Linked DNA regions of Homo sapiens: region 1 is linked to region 2. Evidence: read pairs that join two places in POLR2A ChIA-PET (ENCODE). Cell type or tissue: A673. All regions are shown on one strand. Links, peaks and the distances in the headings refer to the core of each region. The heading gives the core; the rest is flanking DNA.

What was found. ChIA-PET counts read pairs that join two places held together with the same protein. Peaks named below come from ENCODE experiments on the same cell type or tissue, not always from the same donor. Only the 100,000 strongest peaks of a DNase experiment are listed, where the experiment ranks them.
Region 1: POLR2A ChIA-PET joins it to region 2 with 5 read pairs; 2 of 35 experiments call an interaction of 5 or more read pairs at or near these places.

Annotation. Positions count from the first base shown.
Region 1 is chr14:29,716,147-29,726,904 of GRCh38, forward strand. It overlaps PRKD1 (protein kinase D1), which reads right to left. Exons shown (of 18, transcript NM_002742.3): 2 at 9,390-9,528. Among named protein-coding and RNA genes, the nearest start is that of PRKD1, 210 kb to the right of the region's middle. In A673, for the core only: no CTCF peak of the experiment used is centred there; no DNase peak of the experiment used is centred there.
Region 2 is chr14:29,796,675-29,807,432 of GRCh38, forward strand. All of the region lies in intron 1 of PRKD1 (protein kinase D1), which reads right to left. Among named protein-coding and RNA genes, the nearest start is that of PRKD1, 130 kb to the right of the region's middle. In A673, for the core only: a CTCF peak has its summit at 4,492; no DNase peak of the experiment used is centred there; H3K4me3 peaks cover 910 bases; H3K27ac peaks cover 1,760 bases.

The DNA.
Region 1 (10,758 bases), core at 1,380-9,379, 80 kb before region 2:
TTTCATGGGTGACAGTTATAATACTGTCTTCAATTAGCACAGTAATAGATGAAAAGAGAAGAGAAGCAGAAACAGTAATTTCTGGCTGAAAATCCACTTGCCAGATGTTGAGGAACTAGGCCTTAGGCTAATTCTGTGTGAAGAGAGAAGCTTGATATGTCCTTCCATGAAAACCACGGTATGTATTGCTGACAGAGATCTATGGAGATTTAGAATCCAGTTCTGGAGCACATGACTCAACTTTTTCTGTAGGTCTTGCCAGCTGACCCTTAGGCAGGGACAGCTGTTCTGCTAAATGGATAAAACTACAGAGGAGGAGGGGAAGAAGGAACAGCAGGAGAGGTCAGCCAGACCTCAGGATATCAATCCTCTTTCCTTCCAGACTCTGAAATAGAAAGGCCAGAGCCCAAGGCCATCTCCAGGGCCACCTCTTAGGAGCTGTAACGAAGATATGAAACACAGAGGCTCCAGAAAGAAAAAGACAATGAATAAATTGACGAAGTCAAATGAGATGAGTATTGGGGGGTACATCAAAAAGGAGTAACTACTGAATACATCTCAGAAAGAAAGCAAGAATATTTAGGAAGAAAAGAGCAATGGTTGGGAAAACTGATTCACTGAAGAGTGAATTTAGTACAATAGCAAATGGGGTTATTTGGTCATGGTGATGAACACAATCCAGGAATCATAGAAATTAGGAAAACAATTGGTATTCCATGAATTAAGTATAATTTTGCTTGAGAAATACTGTGAAAGAAACTGCAATGTTTAAAAACAGGACTTTTAAAAATAAATAAGCAATTTTCTAAAAGACATTTTTGACAATATTTAGGAGATAACAAGAGTCCAGAAAAAGAAGAATTAATCAGATGATAATATTAATTTTACTAATAGATTATGTCAAGAAGAACTAATAAAATTCAATTCCTATACAACAACATTAACTTTTGGATATCATACATAGGACATCAATTTAATTATTCATGTATTTGCTGGCTTGTACATTTCATTGATTTAAGGATTCATTCTTTCACTCAATAAATAGATATTGATTGCATGTGATATACCAGATCCTAAAGTTTCAAATATTAAAATAAATCGTTCCTATTTCAAGAAATGTGTAGTGCAGTGGGGTGGAGGTGGGGTAAGAGGATTGAGTACTTTACATTTGGCAACCATCTTGTGAAATGCTTTATATTTATTCTCATGAATTCTACAGCCCAACCATATATTGGAGATACTGTTAATGTTATTTTACAGCAGATGGATCAAGATTCAGGGAAATGGGGTGACTTGCTGAACATTATATAAGAAATAAATGACAACTCTGGGACTGAAACCAAAGTATTGACTGAAAATCAACTACTTATGAAATTGAAGCTATGTGGAGATATAACATAAATATGATGCATATTTCTGAGTTAATATATGTGAAGCACTTGGAACAGTGCATAACATATCATAAATATATTACCATCACTATTGTTATGTTACCATCACTATTGTTATATTAACATCACTATTGTTATTATTATTTCTAAAAGAACAATATGTGGCAAGAAATATTATTTATTTAAAAGTATACAGCATGAAGAATATAATGCAGCAGAATGGAAAATGTGCATAAAATTTTCATATGAAATAAGAGGCTTCAAGACTTTTCACTTCCGGGTTTGTCTTATTCCCCAGTTGACCTGGACAGAATTTCTTCCCTCTGCCTTGATATTTAGGGGTGCTTGAGGAAAAATAGATGGAGAAACAATGCACTATTGTGTCATTGCTTCTCCATCTCCTCCCTGGAGAATCCATTTTATCAGGAGATAAATAACCAAGAAAACTATCAAAGTGAGGAAGAAGTGCACCAAGCACAATATCCCTACTGAAGTCACAAGTAGGGAAAAGTGGGAGTCTATGGTAACATTCCAATCTGCTTGCTGTCTGCATTCTCTTCTCTGAGAAAATGGTTTAGTGTGGCACAAAGAAATTAAAACCAGGTTGATATGGTTAGGCTTCGTGTCCCCACCCGAATCTTATCTTGAATTGTAATCCCCACGTGTCGAGGCAGGGAAGTGGTTAAATTATGGAGGTGGTTTCCCCCATGCTGTTCTCGTGATAGTGAGTGAATTCTCACAAGATCTGATGGTTTTATAGATGGTAGTTTTCCCTGAGCTCTCACAGGCACTTCTGCTACTGCCATGTGAAGAAGGTCCTTGCTTCCCCTTCACCTTCTGCCATGATTGCAAGTCTCCTGAGCCCTCCCAACCATGTGGAACTGTGAGTCAATTAAGCATCTTTTCTTTATAAATTACCCAGTCTCATGTAGTATCTTTATAGCAGTGTGAAAATGGACTAATACACAGGTTTACTTGAAAGATAAGAATGGAAAGAGAATATTAACAATCACAAAAAGGAAATGCTGAAGACACATTTAACATAAGCCATACTTGGGAGAAAAGAGAAATGACGTGTATTTTCACATTTAGATTTTCCACTGTTACAAAACCACCTGCAAAGAAAATTGCAACTGAAGTTAGAGAAGATTTGGCTCCATTCAGCCTGTGACACTTAGATGTCCAAGTACAAACACAAGGAAATATAAATTGAGCATTGAAGGCCAGGTCTTATAAAACCTTAGTTGCCCAAGTAGTAGTAGGGCTGAGAAGGTGTTGCCCACAATTAATTCTGCCTTCTTAAAAGCAAACAAACAAAAACTATATCTATGCAATATACTTTTGAGGAAATAATACAGTGATTTACTATATCACTCTTGGGGTTTTTATCTTCTGCCTAAATTTCACAGAAGATAAAATATTGCTACATTGCTAACCAATGTATTATATCTAAGACAAATTAATATAATATTATATCTAAGAGAAATTAATATATAAAGTCAGTAATTTGCACTTTCTATAAAAGAAAAAAGAAGCTTAATAAAATGTTGTTACCATATTTTTTTTCCTGGTTTATGATTTAGGCATTGAATCGTAGTAGGAGTAAAACATGCTTATAAGGATTTCTTAAATATAGTGACCCTAAGACACTATTTCCATTTTGATCAGAATTGTGAACTTATGATGGGATCCTAGTGATGCAGTGACACTGTTATATTGCTTTATATTTTGTATTATAACTATAGAGAAGAACCTTCAGGGTTTTCTTAACCTCATTAAAGTTTGAGTATATGAATTAAATATTTACATTTTTATGAGGAAGAGGATGATAATGGTCTATGACAAACATCATCTCAATGGTTCCTGAAGCTCACTGCTACTTTTGCTGTTACAAATATCATCAATGGTCCCTGAAATATAAACTCTTACTGCAATAGGAATTCTTTGAACAAGTCCTCAACTATTTCTGTTTACTTGTTCAAGTTCAAAGGGCTAAATGGTATTGAAATGGTATTAATAGTGACTGAACACTTAGATTCAAGCTCTGGTGTTACTCCTACTCTCTGCAGGACATAGGCAAGTTACAATTTATATTCTATAGCTTTTCAAATATCTGACTTCTCTACTTTCCAGAGTCATTGTGAAGGAAACAAATTACTTACATAAACTGCTTCAAAAACCTGTGATATTATGTAAGCAAAGATTTCATGCTTCCTAACTCCTACTTTTCTATGGCTCAAATCTTCCCCCTCTGTGCAGAGAGACTGGATCATCCTCTCAGACAATTTGTTCCATGGTCATCACCCAGAGGAGTATCTGTAGAGAGTGGCCTGCTGAACCAGGACTCACCAGATGCTCAGAGAGGGGAAAAAGTATTCCGTGAGAAAGTGAACTTGGGCATGATTTTGGAGAGTTATGCTTCACATTAGCATGCACCAAAGTTCTAAAGAGACTTGCAGCAAATAATTCCTTTAAAGTTGTTTAGCCCAACATTTTCCAAAGTTAAAGGACCAGGATTCCCTTTTGCGGTATGTTTAATAAGCATACGCATCACATTTAAAGGCTGCTTAGAGTGTGAGGAGAAGAAGCAATCTTAATAGTTTACATTTATTGTGGAGTTGCTATGTATAGAAACTGTCTGAGGTGCTTTACAAGCAATTTTACTTTAATTTATGTAAACACCTTACAATATAGGTGCTAGGGTTATCCCCATTTTACAGATGAGGAAACGTGGGCACAGAATGATTACAAGTCTTGGCAATGTAAGTAGTGAAGAATAGATAAAGGATATGAACTCAGATTTTCTGGCCCTGGAAATTATACTCTATCCTCATGCCTAATACTTTACTTCCAGAATGAAAACAAGTATAGAATGCATGTAATATTATCACTGTATGATACTTTCATCTAGTAGAAGCTTTTTGTTTGATTAAAAAACAAACAAAAAAAATCCTGAAGCCCAAGCCGAGCACGGTGGCTCACGCCTGTAATCCCAGCACTTTGGGAGGCCGAGACAGGCGGATCACAAGATCAGGAGCTCAAGACCAGCCTGGCCAATACAGTGAAACCCTGTCTCTACTAAAAATACAAAAATTAGCCGAGCGTGGTGGTGTGCGCCTGTAATCCCAGCTACTCCAGAGGCTGAGGCAGGAGAATTGCTTAAACCCGGGAGGTGGAGGTTGCAGTGAGCCAAGATTGAGCCACTGCACTCCAGCCTGGGTGACAGAGCAAGATTCTGTCTCAAAAAAAATAAATAAATAAATAAATAAATAAATCCTGAAGCCCAAAGGTTTTGCAACTTGTACAAAATCATGAAGGAAATCAATGATACTACCTTCCTGAGAAATTAGTTCTTCAGCCCCTCAGATAAGTACCTGAATCATTTGGCAAACACATTGAACAATGTTTGAGGGCAAGACTTGGGGTGGGATAAAGGAAATGTCATCGCACTCTCACATAGCTGTAGCTCTCCTGAGAGTTCTGTTGATTTTTTCATTCCTCCTTCATCAACTACATCAAAATGGTTATTATGTTTGTTCACTTTTACTTCTAAAATATTTTTGACCTCTCTGTCTCATTTTCAGCTCTTCTGTCATAGCCCGAGAATAGGCCCACGCCTCTTCTGCCTGGACTACAGTGCCAGCTCTCTAATGAGGCTCCCTTCTCTTGATAGTGAGGACCAAAAACTAACTACATGTGGAAATAGCTTTTTGCAAAAGTTATAATACAAGATAATCTACTGTAAATCTATAATGAAAGAAGCCCAAGAAAAACATTTATTTTTTAACCTTAAGTGTAAGAAGGAAAGATTCAACATTTATCTTTCAAACTTTTAAAACTGTGACTTTATTTGAGGAATTCTTGTAGTCCTTTTCTAGTCTCTATTTAACTACCTACAAGATACACACACATATAGACATAAACACACACATATATACACTGATAATTATTAGAGATCAAGCCAAAACCAACCAAACAAACAGTGTTTTGAGTCATGTAAATGTAGTCCTGTTACTAATTTGTTTGCTAAGGCTGAATTATCAGGATTTGATAGAGGCCCATCATGAAGAAGGCTTCAAATACATTCCACAACCTTGATTTTACAGTTCAGTACCATACACTTGAACTTCACTCTGGTAAAAAAAAAAAAATTTCCATGTTCAGTGTTTTCCTACTTCTTAACAATAGTAAGAATGCTAGTCCTTTGTTTAACATACAAAGAGAATTTGCCAGTAGTGGGGATAGGTGGGGTAGGGAACTTTCATGCAGTTGTTATTTTTTTCCTCAATAACCCAATCCATCTACTCATGAGCAATCTTTTCCTGGCTTACTGCGTTTAAATGTACTAGCTCACACTAGTCATGTTTTTCAAAAAGAAACGGAGGGAGAAAAAAATCAGCAAATTAGCCAGAAGCAGCTTGGTTAGTTTTCACTCCCAAAGCAGTTAAAAGATGATGAAAAGTCTGAGCAGAAAATGATATAAGCAAAGAAAAAAAAAAATCTTGATGTTGTCTGAAGAAATAAAATTAACCTTGAAATTTTTCCCTATTTTTTCTCTCATTTTTACTGCAGTCCTGTGTCAGAAAATGTTCCTGCTGGTAGATTGTTAGTTAAATATAAAAACAACCAGGTTATGTTTACATCAAACTACAGAGTAAAATTTAATTTGTGATAAGGAAAAAGAAAGTTCAGATAAATAAAACTTAACAGTAAAACTACAGGCTTCAGAAGGAAAATGCAGCACCCTTCGTGTCCCCTTCAGGGACTAGGTCAGGAAGGAGTATGTAATCCAAGCTCTCCTGCACATATGGCCTGAAGTGTCCTTGCTGCTATCACTCGCCTTGCCACAAATTATAACATGGTACAATCCTACTCACTTGATAGGCCCTGATTTCTCTTATGTGGGCCAAAAGAATGCATAGCAAGAAGACTTGAAGTTCAGTTTATTTCTGAGGATATATCTAGAAATAATATTTTACAACAAATCGATATTTTTACAAAATGGTATATATGTAGTAACTTTATTCTCATAGCCAGTAGTTAATAAGTGAACTCATACATATTTATTGAGAACCTCATATCTATGGATAACAAAAGGATGAGGTGGGGGAAAGATTGCTGAACAATAGTTAGGCCAGGTGAAAGTTGGATCTGCATTTAGTCAGGTAGGCTGGGAACTGTGTGTCCTATGTGGCTCGGGAAAAGAATGGCAAAAATGGGTGGTAAAGTAATTCAGATTACTAACAGGTATTGCAGGCCCTGCCCGGGTATACAAAGTCATTGAAACTCCATCAAAGTGTGGTGTAAGACATGAATATAATAAGTCGCATGCTATGTGGAGAAAAAAGAAATAGAAAAATATGGTCAAAAATGGTAGGGAGTTAGTGATTAAAATACAGTGAAAAAGTCAGGGAACAGGAATGTGCACTTGGTAGAGATGGACAAGAAGGACAGGCTAGAGTAGGAGAAGAGGAGTGCTACCAAGTGGAGATTTTGAAGCTGGAGCCTTGTCTTATTGGTGAAGTCAGGAATGGCATTATGGGTGACTGATAATAAAAATAAATAACAAGGAATCTGAAGAATCATAAATATGTATGTTAACAAAACCAAGGATGAATGAGTACTTAAAATGGAAAGTAAAATTAGGAATCTGACAACAATTATTGCCATACTTAAATGGAAATGAGTCTTCAAGGAAAATAAATCACTTCACTGCAAAGAAGGTGACATAAATAATTAAATGGCAATGGGAAATCAGAAGAGGGCCATATCACTCAACTCCTCAACTAAGAGTGGAGGAAAATAAGAGGCAAAGCCTCTTGGAAATGGGGCATCACCTTCAGGAGAGTCAGGATGCAAGGAAGACATAAAGACCGGGAAAAAGAAAGGAACATCAGGCATTTGATCACAATAGACTCAGGGCCTAAAAAGGCTAAGGGAAAAGAGATAAGAGATATGGGTAAGAAACAGGGTTGTAATACAAAGGGGTGGGATGGTTTAAAAAACTATTGTAAACATAAACATTTATTGAGCAAATCACAATGCTAAGCAATAGAGTGGGAGAGGAGCTGGGAGAGTACTGCTGTCGATGGTTATAGGTAAGCGCAGGAGATCTAAACATAATTGAGTGTGCGTGTGTGTGTGTGTGTGTGTGTGTAATTGATATACTAACTGAACAATTTAAAGGGTCAATGACTTTGGGAAAATGGCACTATGTCGTTCAAAACTAGAATTAAACTGTTAGAGAATAGCTCCTTTTAAATTCCAGCAAAATAGCTGGTAAGAGTAAGGGAGCCCTTCTGGAGTCTGGTGCTGGGAAAGCAGGTAAGGAAATGGGCTGCTCTTAAATGCCCTCTCAACAACTGTGGCCAGGAAAACAGGAGACATGGAACATAAAGGGTGGACAGCAGGGGAGGTAGGGCATACGCACAATGAAGTTCTCAATTTGCAAAGATGGGAGAGGAAAAGCAGAATGCTGTTCTCATGCAGCAAGGGAATTCTAGAGGGCTACATCAGGTCAACACGAGGGAAGAGCAGGTCTGGCTCATTAATGCTGGGATAACATGCAAATAAGCAGTCCTCTCCTACATAAATACACCCACACACAGGTTGCATTCAATCTGTCTGCTACTACTCTAAAGTGCTTGATAACAAAAGTAAAATGGAAAGAATAATACATTATATTTAGAAATGCAATTTTAAAAGTCCTCATATATTTCTGGACATTGACACAAGGCAAAAGGACTCATAAAACATTACATTATTTACAAAGCAGCCTGGCTGTGAGTTTAATATGAATTATGGCAAGAACTGATCCAGTGCATGATTTCCCTGAATAATTAATTTAGTGTTCAGAAACAGGAAACTTAGAAAACAACATGTCTAGTCCGTAGTTTTGAGAGGTCAGGTGCAGGCAACAGAAAAATAATTACCTTTATCTAGCAAAAAAGTTGTTTTATAGGATCCATCTACACAATGAAGTTGTGGCAATCCCAGGATCTCACACAACTGTAGGCAACCAATAAAGATAAAAAAGAGAACTAGACTGAATCAAAGCAAAGTGAATAAAACAAAGATAAATTGAATTATAATCAGTGCATCCAAGTACTGGGCTCTGAACAAGTTGAGGAACTTGAGGAAATAAACTTGAGACTCTGTAATGCTGCTGGACTTCTTTTATTCAAAGAGATGGTAAACAAAGAAGGCATGAGAGGAGAAAAGAGCAAGGCAATCCAAGTTTCTCAATAATTATTCTCTTTTTAACAAAAATAAACAATAAAAATTTGGATACATTATCATTGCATTGAGTATCATTGTAAGGATCTCCACTCTAGCTGTTGTTCTCTGGTGCTTTTTAAAAAGGTTAAATACATTCTTTTTTTTCTGTTTGGTTAGGCACAGTCCTATTACTAACTGCTAAATCCTAAACAAGAAATAAAAAATGTGAGCAGAGGCAAATGTAGCCATTTCTCAGGGACTGAGTTAACTAGCGTCACATGGCATGACCTGACCTTCTCTAACTCCTGGGCTCTGGCTTCCTCCTTGGTCTTGGCTTACCTCATAGCTACTGGACTTTTGACCTTAGTAAGTCAAAGGCTTCTTAGCCCTGGTGCTATTTCTTGGCTTCCACACATTCTGTACAATTGCAGCCCTGACAGCTAATTTAGCTTCACTGTTGGTGAGTTTCTTGTTTGCTTTTGCTGCTGTCCAAATGATTCAAGGTGCTGAATGACGCCATCTGTATGTTGCTAGAGGCTGAGAGGGGGCTGGGAGGAAGCCTTAAGTCAAGAGACGTGATTGGAGCAGTACTGGGTGTGGACACAGCCAATTAAAGGGAAACCTTTTGTTTCCCTTTTTCATGTGGACAGAGCTCCAACATCTTCTCTTGGAGCTGAGTTTGAGATATGCTTTTTATGTTTCCTTAAAAACATATGCCCAAGAATTCTTCAAATACAACTTCTAATCTACGGATAAAGAAAAGGTATAAAAGTATACTACCTGACAAGACCACTTCAATAAGATCGCCTTCCTGGATATCACTGGCCGCTTTCACCAGCTGAAGGATGTTTTCAGAGGTAGGGTCATGGCGAAAAAGCAGGATCTTATCATACATTCCGTAGAAACCACATTCAGGGAACTGCAAATACAAATACCATGAGAGTGTAAATGTCAAAATCCTTCCAAATATTTTGTTTTAAATATTTCAGGGCACAAATACAAGCTAATTAGAAAAGTTCAAAGTATCTAGATCATTAAAATATTTTAAAATTAAAAAATAAATAAATGGTAGAGTTGATATTGGGAAGACTCCAAATCAGAAGGAAAGAAATCACATAGATCACAGGGGCAGTAATGGTCAAGTGGTTTTCTAATTAGACAGCAAGAAAACAAGAGAATATGAGATAAGATTTAAATAAGTTCTGGCAGTAAAGTGGTTAAGAAATATAGGTGGGAAGAGGTGTGCACTTTCAGATGATTTACAGCAATCCAGTAACATAAAAAATGGGAGTCGCTTTATTCCAATTCCATTACACATAATAATGGCAATTTGTTTGCAAAAAACTGGGTCTGTCTGTTTTGGCATATTCAAAAATAAGAGATGCCTCAATAAATCTAAACATATTCTGTATGTGAGTAGTAGCATTATCTAGATCCTTTGATCAGGAGATCAGGGGAGGCAATCCACCTCTCCCTTCTGCTGCTGCCCCTACTGCATTCCATGTGGCTTTCATGCAATCTGTCAATCCACAATCTCATGAGCAGTGTAAGAAAAGGTCCATCTGCACAGCATGGAGGGTTTCTGTTAAAGCAAACAACCTAGGCTAATTTATTATATGAAAAGGGCCCTTTTCTTGTAATGACTTTTTCACATAATTATTAAAGAATGCTATTTCTGCCATAAATTGACATTTGTAATGTAGTGGGAAAAGATGCAAACTCAGGGAAAAAGAAAATTATCTTTCTTCATCCTGGAACTGATGACAGATCTGACACTTATGTCAATACAGGTGGACCTTAAGAAGCTACTGTCGGGGAGAAATGTCCAGAATCTAATACCTGCTGGAGATAAAAACAATACATTATAAACCTCTCTTTCTTTTTCTTAGTCTTAGAATTAGGGGCTAAATTCACATGAATCATTTTGTGTATGAACTAAAAATAAATATAATGAGAACATCTTATTGCTCTTAGTGCTGATGACCAGGCTTAAAACTATTTCTGCATGTCACTTAGTAAAGTTAACTTCCTTAAAAAAAAAAAACACAACAGCTGAAATGATGTCACTGCTTCCAGTGTGCTAACTAAAAGAAAAAAAAAACTTAGTTCACTTTATTTTTTTTAGAAATATGTCCAATAGTCCTTTGGG
Region 2 (10,758 bases), core at 1,056-9,055:
CTCTGGATAGGTCAAGTAAGATGAGGGCCAAACACTAACCTACTGATATAGTAACTTAAAGGTCACTGTTGAACCTGACCAGAGTTCTAGGGGAATGGTGAGGACAAGAGTCTGATTTAAGTATGTTTAGGAGTTAATTAAAGGAGAATTAGAGACAACAAGTGTAGACATGTTGAGTTGCACTGCAAAGGGAAATGAAGAATGGCACAGAAGCTAGAAGGGCAAGGGAGGTTAACAGGTGTAAGAGTTTTTGTTGTTATTTGTTTTTTAAGACAAATGAAAATTTATAACAATTAATTCTTTATAAAGTTCCTAGATAACATACAACCTTAATCCAATTTAGAGCTCTAAGGAGGAAGGCCATTAAGAAATGATGACTAAGGCTAAATGGAAGAAAGTATTGTTACCTAGAAAACTTTGGACCCTCCATTAGACCAGACCTACGATAAAAAGGGAATTTACAGGCACCCTAACTACATATCAAAAGCAAACCTTTTCTAAATGATAACTGGGGTAAAGGGAAATAGCCTGAGGGACTACTTCAAGAACAGGTGAAAATGCAAAGCCGTATCAGATGGTCTTTTAGGAGGATATCAGTATGCCTTGTAAACAAATTGTTTGTAAGCGATGGATTAAAATCTCTTTGGTAATAATTGATCAAATGCAGTAAGTTTACATCAATAAAACAGAGCAATAGTAATTGTGTTATTATCTGTCACTGGTTCAATTTGATGTTTAAAATGTACTGTTAGGAATTGCTTAAATATCTGTCTGAAGTATCAGAATTGTACTGTTACAGCATATGAAACATGTAAATATCATCTGATCCTGCTCTAACCAGACCCTTACACCAAACCATCACCGAGTGACAAGGTTTTCCGGAACACCCTAAAACTTTTATCAAAGGGGGCTGATCATAACAGGTAATTAATTCAAACTACCCAAGGGTGCCACTATCAGTTGGTGCAGACCCTTCGTCCTCTTGGGCCCAGGGAACCTCGAAGCACCTGCACTGCTACAGACACACACACCACCACAGGAGCTGCTATTGGCCTTAGCTTTCCTGTCCCTCCACCCCAACCTGCCCAGCTACCATGACTTACAAGTGGTGCCCATAAAGTGGAACAGATTGCAAATGGACTACCATTTATATTGCATTTCTTTTTCTAGATGAACATGATTTTGAGGTAATCAGTGGTTAATACCAACATCCTGGTGAAATACAGACACAAAACCTCCCACTATAACTTAAGCTAGACCCAACCCATATATACCAGTAATTCAATCAGCTACAACTGTAATTACAGAACTCAATGCCATATAAATCTCACTACATATTGAAACTTAAGGCATTCCAGAAACCATCTTGAAGATGTATGTATATTTAAATATAAAGGATTGGCCTCAGAATATTTCTAAGTTGTGAAGATGTCAACAGAAATTTTAACAATTAAAATGGACAAATATCAGCTTTCCTCTTTGGGAAAATTTTATGTTTTTGCAGACATGTCTGAAATGAAAATTTGCCCCTATATTTTTTTCTTTGAGAATTGCACTTTTCTGACAGCAATATGCAGTTCCACGCAGTTCCACCCACTTCCCACTGCTTTTCAGACTCATGTGGCAGAAGCGCCACCAAAATACACATACATATTCATAAGCTGTCTGAAGCATTAATTCCACACATGGCAATGTATACTTGCATCTGTGGTTGGAGCTTCTAATTTGCAAAAGCAAATATAATGTGTCTAAAAATCTTGATGAGTGAGCCTTTCAAATTCAAGCCCAGAACATTAAGGATCCATGTATACATAATTTCAAGCAGCAATAGGCTAAAGTCTTCTGACTACCTAATATAATTCTCTCCAAGTCAGTGTCACTGTATGAATATGATTATTGCCCATGTTAATTTCTCTAATTTACTTCTTACATCTATTTCAGGTTATAAATATTCATAATTGTAGTGCTCTGGTAGTAGCCCCCCACCACTAGTCTACACTAAATTGTACTTGCTATAATATAAATCTATTTTCTCCCATTCTAATTTATGAAATGGCTGAGAAAAATGGCTTGCAATATCTTTTCAGAATAAAAATATAACCCAACCTTTTTTATTCAGTGTACAATGAGCTATTGGAGGAAATCTTGATTCACAAAAAAATTCAATAATCTTCCACATCACTGATTCTTTTTCTTTTCTTTTCTGTTAAATAATAATCTCATCAGTAGTTGAGCTGTTCTACCCCCTCTGTCCTTGAGTTCTAATTTTGCTGCAGGAGCGTAAAAGAGCACATCTCACTTTTACTCCTCTTTCTTGGGTGGGAGTACCTCCACGATTTGGCAGCTGCTTAAGTCAAGAAAATCCCTGCTTTGCTAATTCAGAATTCTTAAGCAAAGAAATTTGCACATACTAAGTGTTGGACAAATAAAGAATTAAAGGATTGGCATCAACCTAAAAGTATTAAAATAGTATGCAAGAATCAAAGTTGTAGACTTGCTAATTTCTTGGCAAATTTCAATATGACAAAAGTCATTAAAAGGTGAAAACCTCAATTAAACAAGTAATTGTTTTAACATGGTTAAACAAGTGATATTTTAATGAACTGACTCTGTAAATCTTGGTGAAAGAAAACAAATTGCTTCCCTACTAATATTTTGGAAAAGATAACAAATTACTTTGCTTGAATTTTGATTTTTTGTTTATTTGCACTGATTTTATTAATCATTCCAGTGGTTCAAAACAGACACCTGAAATTGCTCCGGGATTCCTAAAGAAAGCATACTGCCATTGTTAAAGTTTTGTTATTTATAGCACAGATTTTCTTCTAAAAGGCTGCAATAGCAAGGATTAAAAATGTTTATTAAATAATCTTGCAAATGAACATAAAATCTTCAGAAGCCAAACACTGTCCTTCGGCAGCACTGCACTCTCTTACAGAGTGTCTTTGGGGGAGCTATTTAACTACAAATAGTTTCATCTTCCAGGAAGACCCAAACTGCTTATGTAGATCTGATCCTCATTATTTGCCAATTCCTCATTTGCAAATTCATCTACTTGCTAAAATGTATTTATGACACCAAAATAAATACTGCAGTGCTTTCGGGGTCACTTGCAGACATGCACGGAGTGGCAAGAAAATGAACTACCCAATGTACACATTCCCAGCTTACACTGCCTTCTTGTTTCAGTTCTCAATACTCTCAACAGTGTTCTTTTCATGGTCTATTTAATGCCACATTTTTTGCATTTTGTGCTTCTTCTTGGTGATCGTGCTGCTCAAAAGGAGCCCCAAGCATAGTGCTGAAGTGCCGTCTAGTGTTCCTAAGTGCAAGAAAGCTGTTATGTGTCTCACAGAGAAAATACATGTGTTAGATAAACTCAGTTCAGGCATGGGTTTGACCGCTATTGACCATAAGTAGATTAAAAAAGGTGTCTTTAAAACAGAAACACATGAGATTATGTATAGGTCGTTCAGAAAAATGTGACAAGAGACTCACAGGAACTAACCCACCCTGTATTTCTCCCAGGAGAAATGGTTCAGTATTTGCTAACTAAGATGATGTGACAGAACAGAACTTCCACAAATAATAAGCATCAACTGTATATCTCCAATCAACTTGGCTGTGATATCCCATTCCAAGGAGAGTCCGCACTGGTTGCGTAGAGGCGTGCTTGCATTTGTTTAACACTCTGTTCCTCCCTGTGTCCACTTCTACTTCATTAAAACCTGTGTTCTAGACCCTGGGGTTTTATTGGTGGGTTAACTCTGATTTGCAATTGACAAAAAAACTTTTATGGATTCACCACAATAACTTTGGGCCTAATAATGAAATTTTCGACTGAAATCCAAATTCCTAAAATCACTACTCTGCTTTTCAGTGTCTTCATATTTGGTAAGTCCACATGCAGGAAAATATTTGACTTGCTTTACCTTATGAAAACTAAAAGTAAAATTGTGAACACTACAGACTCTACACATAGACATGCTGATGTCAAATCACAGGAAAAAAAATGTGTGTTTTCTGTTATTTGAATTTTTTGAAATGAGTATCTTCAACAATTTTATAAATCTTTCCCTGGACAGCTATAATGTGACCAACTTTAAGTTGTGACATCCCTCTATTTTTTCAATCACCTTGAAAAACAGTCCAGTCCTTCATCCCTTTCCTTCTAGCTCCACACTTGGTCCCTTCATGATAAGACCCCTGGCACCAATCCTCCCTATTTAAAATAAAATTACTATATGGTATATACATTTTAAACTTTAAAACACTTTTAATTTGAGAGTTTAAAGTAATGCAATAAAAATGCTAGTGTAATATTTTGTCTATTTAACTGTCAGAACCTGTATCAGCCCATTAGTCAAGGTTCTCCAGAGAAAGGGGACCCAAGTGTGTGTGTGTGTGTGTTTGTGTGTGTGTGTAAATGTCTCATGCCATTGTAGAGACTGGAAAATCCAAAATCTAAGGGCAGGCAAGCTAGCTAGAAACTCAGGCAGGAGCTGGTACTGCAGTCTTGAGGCAAAACTTCTTTTCAGTTTTTGTTCTTGAGGTCTTCAACTGATTGATGAGGCCTCCCCACATTATCAAGGCTAATGCCTCTACTTAAAGCTTACTGAATATGGATGTTAACCATACCTACAAAAAACCTTCACAGCAACACACAGATAAGTGTTTAATCAAGAACTGGCCTCCACAGCCTGGCTAAGTTGACACGTGTAGCTAGCCATCACAGTACCTTAAACGATAAAGTTGCCTCCAATGAACATGAATAAGCAGTAGGGAAAAAGAACCACTTGAGGCAATCGCCTTGATCTTCAATCCCAGCTGTTTCACTAACAGTGTGGTTTTAAGAAAGTCATTTTTTCTTTCTGAACCTCAATATGCTTATTAAAAAACAAAACAAAACAAAAAACAAGTGGGGAGTATTAACACTTAGGTTTTGGTGGTCTTATATGAATTACATGAAGAGCTTAAGGCAATCAATGAGTGGCAGTAACTATGCTATTAGGGTCTACGTGTTTTTTTTTTTAGATGGAGTTTCGCTCTTGTTGCCCAGGCTGGAGTGCAATGGCACAATCTCGGCTCATCGCAACCTCCGCCTCCCAGGTTCAAGCGTTTCTCCTGCCTCAGCATCCCCAGTAGCTGGGATCACAGGCATGCGCCAACACACCTGGCTAATTTTGTATTTTTAGTAGAGACGGGGTTTCTCCATGTTGGTCAGGCTGGTCTCAAACTCCTGACCTCAGGTGATCCACCCGCCTCAGCCTCCCAAAGTGCTGGGATTACAGGCATGAGCCACCAGGCCCGGCCTGGGTCTACATCTTTTATACCTGTAATCTCAGACATTAATACATTCCTGGCAAATAGTATATGTTTCATAAATGCCTGTGAAAGGAAGGAAGAAAGGAGCGAAGGAAGAAAGGAAGGGAGAGAGGGTGGGAAAGAGGGAAGGAGAGAATTAATAAATAAATGAAGAATGTAAAGCTACATTTCTGAAAAAAAAAAGATGTGACTCTACTTGAGACTACAGAAAAAACAAACAAGAATAAGTAATAGTCCCAGCTTTTAAGAAATTTAGACCTGATAGTAAATAAGGCCAGTTTGCCAATAACCATAATACAAATAGATTAAGAAAGGAAGAAGACAATACATCTAATGCACAAGGCAATTTAATAATTCTTGTGTAAGTTCAGATAAAAAGCACATTATGAGACTATAAAGGCTCAAAAGCAAACACATGATGTATGAGAACAGCCATCCAAAGATTTTTGCACCACAGTAGATGGATTAGATAGATCTAAATGTGGTTTTCTAGACCTGGATTACTTTACAAGTTAATTGACAAGGATAGGAAGTTGCTAAATTTAAAACAAGGTAACAAAGTGACATCTTTAGAATGATACTATCAGAATGGAAGATGTAAAGGAGAACTGTAATTCAGTCAGTTGGAGCAACAGATAAAAGATTGGAACCTGAGGAATCCACCAGTGTTTACATCAAATTATCCAAGGAAAAGAATCTTATCAGGTGACTCAATAAGATTTTCCCATAACCTGGATGGAATATCCTTCAAGACCAACCAATTCCTTATGTTTCAATTCTGAGCCAATTGAGCAACTTTCCAGTTTCTGAATCTGCTTTGCAGACATCTTGTTGCAGAAAGGCAATATCCAAGAAAAGCACATCACTCACTCTAAGTTAGTATACAGGCACTCCAGTCCATAAAAATATTTTGTGAGGCTTACTAGCCTGGATTTATCTTCTAGGAACTATAGCAACTCTGGTTTTATTTTAAAAATGAAGTTTCTGGAACTTAAAATCTGAGAACCAGAAACTGCATTTCAATGAGCCGGACATGAGACAGGCCAGGTCAAAAGCCATGCAAGACTATCCTCTATATATCCCTCCCAAATGGTAGTATTTGGTTCATACCTGAGTGTTCAGGGCTGAAAGGACCCACAGGCTTAAGGAAAAGGATTAAGGATAAGAAGTATTTCAGTGGGCAGAAATTATGAGTAGACCATTCCAGATGGAGGGAAAAACAGAGCTAAGGTCCAAATATTGTGAAATACAATGTACATATGGACTAGAATAAACAGTCTCATTTTGATGGCACACAAGGTTCATACTTAGGAAGGTCTAGCAAGAATATTTTAAGGTAAACTATGACCATTTTGGGGAATTTTAATTGACCAGATTGGGAAATGATTTTTTTGTTTACTGACAATGAGAAGTCACCAAGTTTTAATTTTTTTGTCTAGTTAATATCAAAATTGTAACTCTATATTAGCATACTCAACTTGTTAAAAACATAGTTGGTAACTCTGAAGGAGTAAATGACCCATGAATTGCAACAGTTTAAGTAGGAGGTAAAAATAATCCAAGCTGGAAACACAGCTGTTTTAATAAAAACAGAGGATAAGAACTTGAGACTCTAAGAAAAGGATAATTATTGGGATTCACTGAGCATCTCATTGCATGTGAAAGGTGAGGGATGTGGAAAGGTTGACCCATACTCCAAGGCTAGTAATTAGGGGTAAAATAATGATCTTTTGTTTTTCAATTATTTATATGCTGTTCTATAACTTTTGAACATCATTTTATATTAATGCTTAGACTGACTTAATATCACCATTTAACATCTGCAACTGGGTTCATTTAAAGCCAAATTCAAAATGCCTAAACCCAATCTCTTTATCTTTCTTGCTATCCTGTAACCACAGTAAGCAGTGAGCTGAAGATTTTCTAAACGTTTCAACCACCCATAAAAACAAATGTATGCGGCCGGGTGCAGTGGCTCACACCTGTAATCCCAGCACTTTGGGAGGCCGAGGGGGGCGGATCACCTGAGGTCAGGAGTTTGAAACCAGCCTGGCCAACATGGCAAAACCCCATCTCTACTAAAAATACAAAAATTAGCCGGGCATGGTGGTTGGCGCCTGTAATCCCAGCTACTGGGGAGGCTGAGGCAGGAGAATTGCTTGAACTCAGAAGGCGAAGGTTGCAATGAGCCGAGATCAGGCCATTATACTCCAGTATGGGCAACAAGAACGAAACTAAAAAAAAAAAAAAAAATGTATGCAAAAGGCAAGAGAACAATCTAACAACATTGTTATACAAGATTCCCAAGAGTAAACTGTTCAAAAAGCAATGTTCTCCAGCTAGTAAATCTAGCACTTTTAGTCCTTTCTTGAGAGCTGACACTGATACCAAGAATCATAACAGTTGCCTGACTTTTCTTAATGCTGTCTAACCCACGAACATGTCCAATGTCTTCTTTTTCCAGAATCTTGTCTCAACAAAGCAGTATTTAGAAAACAGGAGCATTAGACTCTCAACAAGTAATTCACCAGTAGTACAAGAAGCCCAAATATGCCTCCTTGTGCTACTTTACCCATACACAATCCAACTAAAAAAAAAAAAAATGCATCCTAATGTTTAAAATAGAGTTACCACAGTAACAAAGTGAACAGTTAAAAAGCAATGAACTTAATCAATGCAAGTCATTGTTAGAAAGATCATCCCCTGAGACAAACCTCTCAGTGCTAACATTATTGCTATTTATCTGAAGTATTTTCTGAAAAGCTAAGAATGACTGACTGAGGGCTTCAGATCAATGAGGTGTTTTTTTTTCCTTTCAGTGAGCTAAAACTCCCAGTAGACCTAAGCCGTACTTTTAATCATGACATTAATCGATAACAATTACACCCAAGAGAATGCCAACATAGGTTTTCCAGGAAATCTCATAGGGCTTAAAGTGCTAAATTATAGAAATAGTCAATATTATGTGTTATTAAAATGGAATTCAGGTTGGTTTCTTCCTATTTCCCTAGAGCAGAATTATGGTGCTCTAGACCTAGAAATGTTGGTATAGTGCTTCTCAAATTTTAATAGCCTTAAGAATAACATGGATATCTTGTTAGACTATAGATTATCATACAGTTGGTCTGCAGTGTGTCCTCTGATCTGCATTTCTACAACCTCCTGGGTATTGACCATGCTGCTATTAATAGTAAGCAGGTGACACCTGCAGTAGCAAGATGTTGAACTCCATTAGATTGGTCGGGGGAAGAAGTAAAAATCACACCCATTGGCTGAGGGATACTAAGAGGTATTTGACCATAACAGAGAGATTTTTACTTCTAGATATTCCAACTCAAGCTGTCCTCCTTGCAAAATAACAGAGAAAAAGGCAACACTTAACTTACTTCAAAGAGCAGCATTTTCTAAATGCATTACAAAAAAAGAAAATTAATTATCTGGGATATCAATAGGTGTTGCCAGAAAAATAGAATGCTAATAGAAGGCTGAATGAATGGTCATACAACTGAGCTAAATGAAATTAAGTAATAACAATGGCTAACAGTTGTTGAGCACTTACTACGTGCCACGAATCGTTCTAAATCCACAATGTAGAATAACTCCTTTAATCTTCACAGCATCTCTATGAGGTGGGAACTAGAGTATTGCATTTTTCAGATGTGGAAAGGTAGGCAAGGAGAGGTTAAAAAACTTGTCCAAGTTCACAGTGCTAGTGAGCTGATGGGTGGTAGAGCCAAGAGCCAGGATTCAACCCTTGGCAGGCTGCCTCCAGAGCATGGGCTCTGCTCTCTAGAACATGATCACTTTTCATTATCAACAGAAAGTGTGAGTCATCACAAGGTGATGTAAGTACTTGTAAGTTGCCAATGAAGGGGAATATGCAATGAGGAGGAGAGAAGAAAACTTAAGTTATGGCAAGATAAGAGCATGAGAACAAGCCAGAGAAGGGAAAATTGAGAAAGTGGAAGTAATTGTTAGTGAAATAATAAATACAGAAGAGTGTACTGTAGTAGTGGAGACATCACCCACCCAGACACAGATGCACTAAATAGATCAATCTGCTTAGCAAATAAATGCCCAGGAGAGGAAAGCAAGGCAAGAAGCGGATCTCATCAACCACTGGAGGACACAAACAGTTTACTTCCACCAAATGTACTGAAAAGATCTCAATAACAAGAGCCATGATTATTCCTACGTTAAATATGCAATTTACAGATTAACTGGGCCCATTGCTGGGTCCCTCTCTTCTTCCTACAGGATGGATTGGACATTTTGCTTCTAACTAGCAACTTTGTGAAAGTGAGTAAGGACAATTTCAGTTTATTTTGATCTCATTCTGAGATTGGGCAATAGGCTTGGGAGAAGGAGGGTATGCTGTGAAACTGATTAAAATACAATCTAACAAATCCTAGATTTCAATGAACCCTCTCTGCCTGGCCTTCAGGTTGCAGGAGAAAAAAAAAATACAACAAGTAGATCCAATCTGAAATATGTAGTCTGAATCAGAAAACAGCCAGCGCATCATGCAGATTACATTACAGGTCAGGCAGAACAATAAATAAAGTAGTTGTTTGGTTAGATGAGCATTAGAAAATGGTTCGACTGTTCAGGTAAGTATTAAAACAAAAAACTAACCTTGCAAACTCCTGAAGTATGCAGAGATTCCTGGAATATTCTACTGAAAACTTAAAGAAAAGAAAAAGCTTAACTGGAGACAAAGGACTGCCTGTAAGCATCCTGAAGGCATCAGATTTGTAAATGTATTTACAGGCACCAAAACAGACATACTTTTGCAACTGAAACAAGAGAGGTCCTTTGGTCTCAAAGATTGAAATGTTATAAAAACATGCCAGGAATACATTGAACATGTTGTGGATTCAGTTCAGATCACAACAATAAAACCAATAAAACCATATTGTCGCAATATGGCAAGTCACACAAATTTTCAGGTTTCTCAATGCATATAAAAGCTATGCTTACACTACACTGTAGTCAATTAAGTCTGCAATAGCATTATGTCTTAAAAAATGCACATGCCTCAATGAAAAAAAAAATACTTTATTGCTAAAAAATGCTGACAATCGTCTCCAGTGGTCTCTTGACAGGGGATGATTTCAGGGTGAAACTGTTCCACCTCAGATCATCAGGCTCTTATGAGAATCTGATGCCGCTGATCTGACAGAAGGCAAGAAAGCAGAGCTCAGACGGTAATGCTCACTGGCTCACTGCTCAACTCCTATTGTGTCTATGGTTTGAGGTTTGGGGATTCTTGATGTAAGCCTTCAGGGAGTCCTAATCTCTTTGCCAGTGGAGAATCTAGTCTCAATATTGATGGCTGTTGATTGATCACAGTGGTGATTGCTGAAGGCTGAGGTGGCTGTAGCAATTTCCTCTTTTTTTAAAAAAAAAAAAATTGAGACAGGGTCACACTCC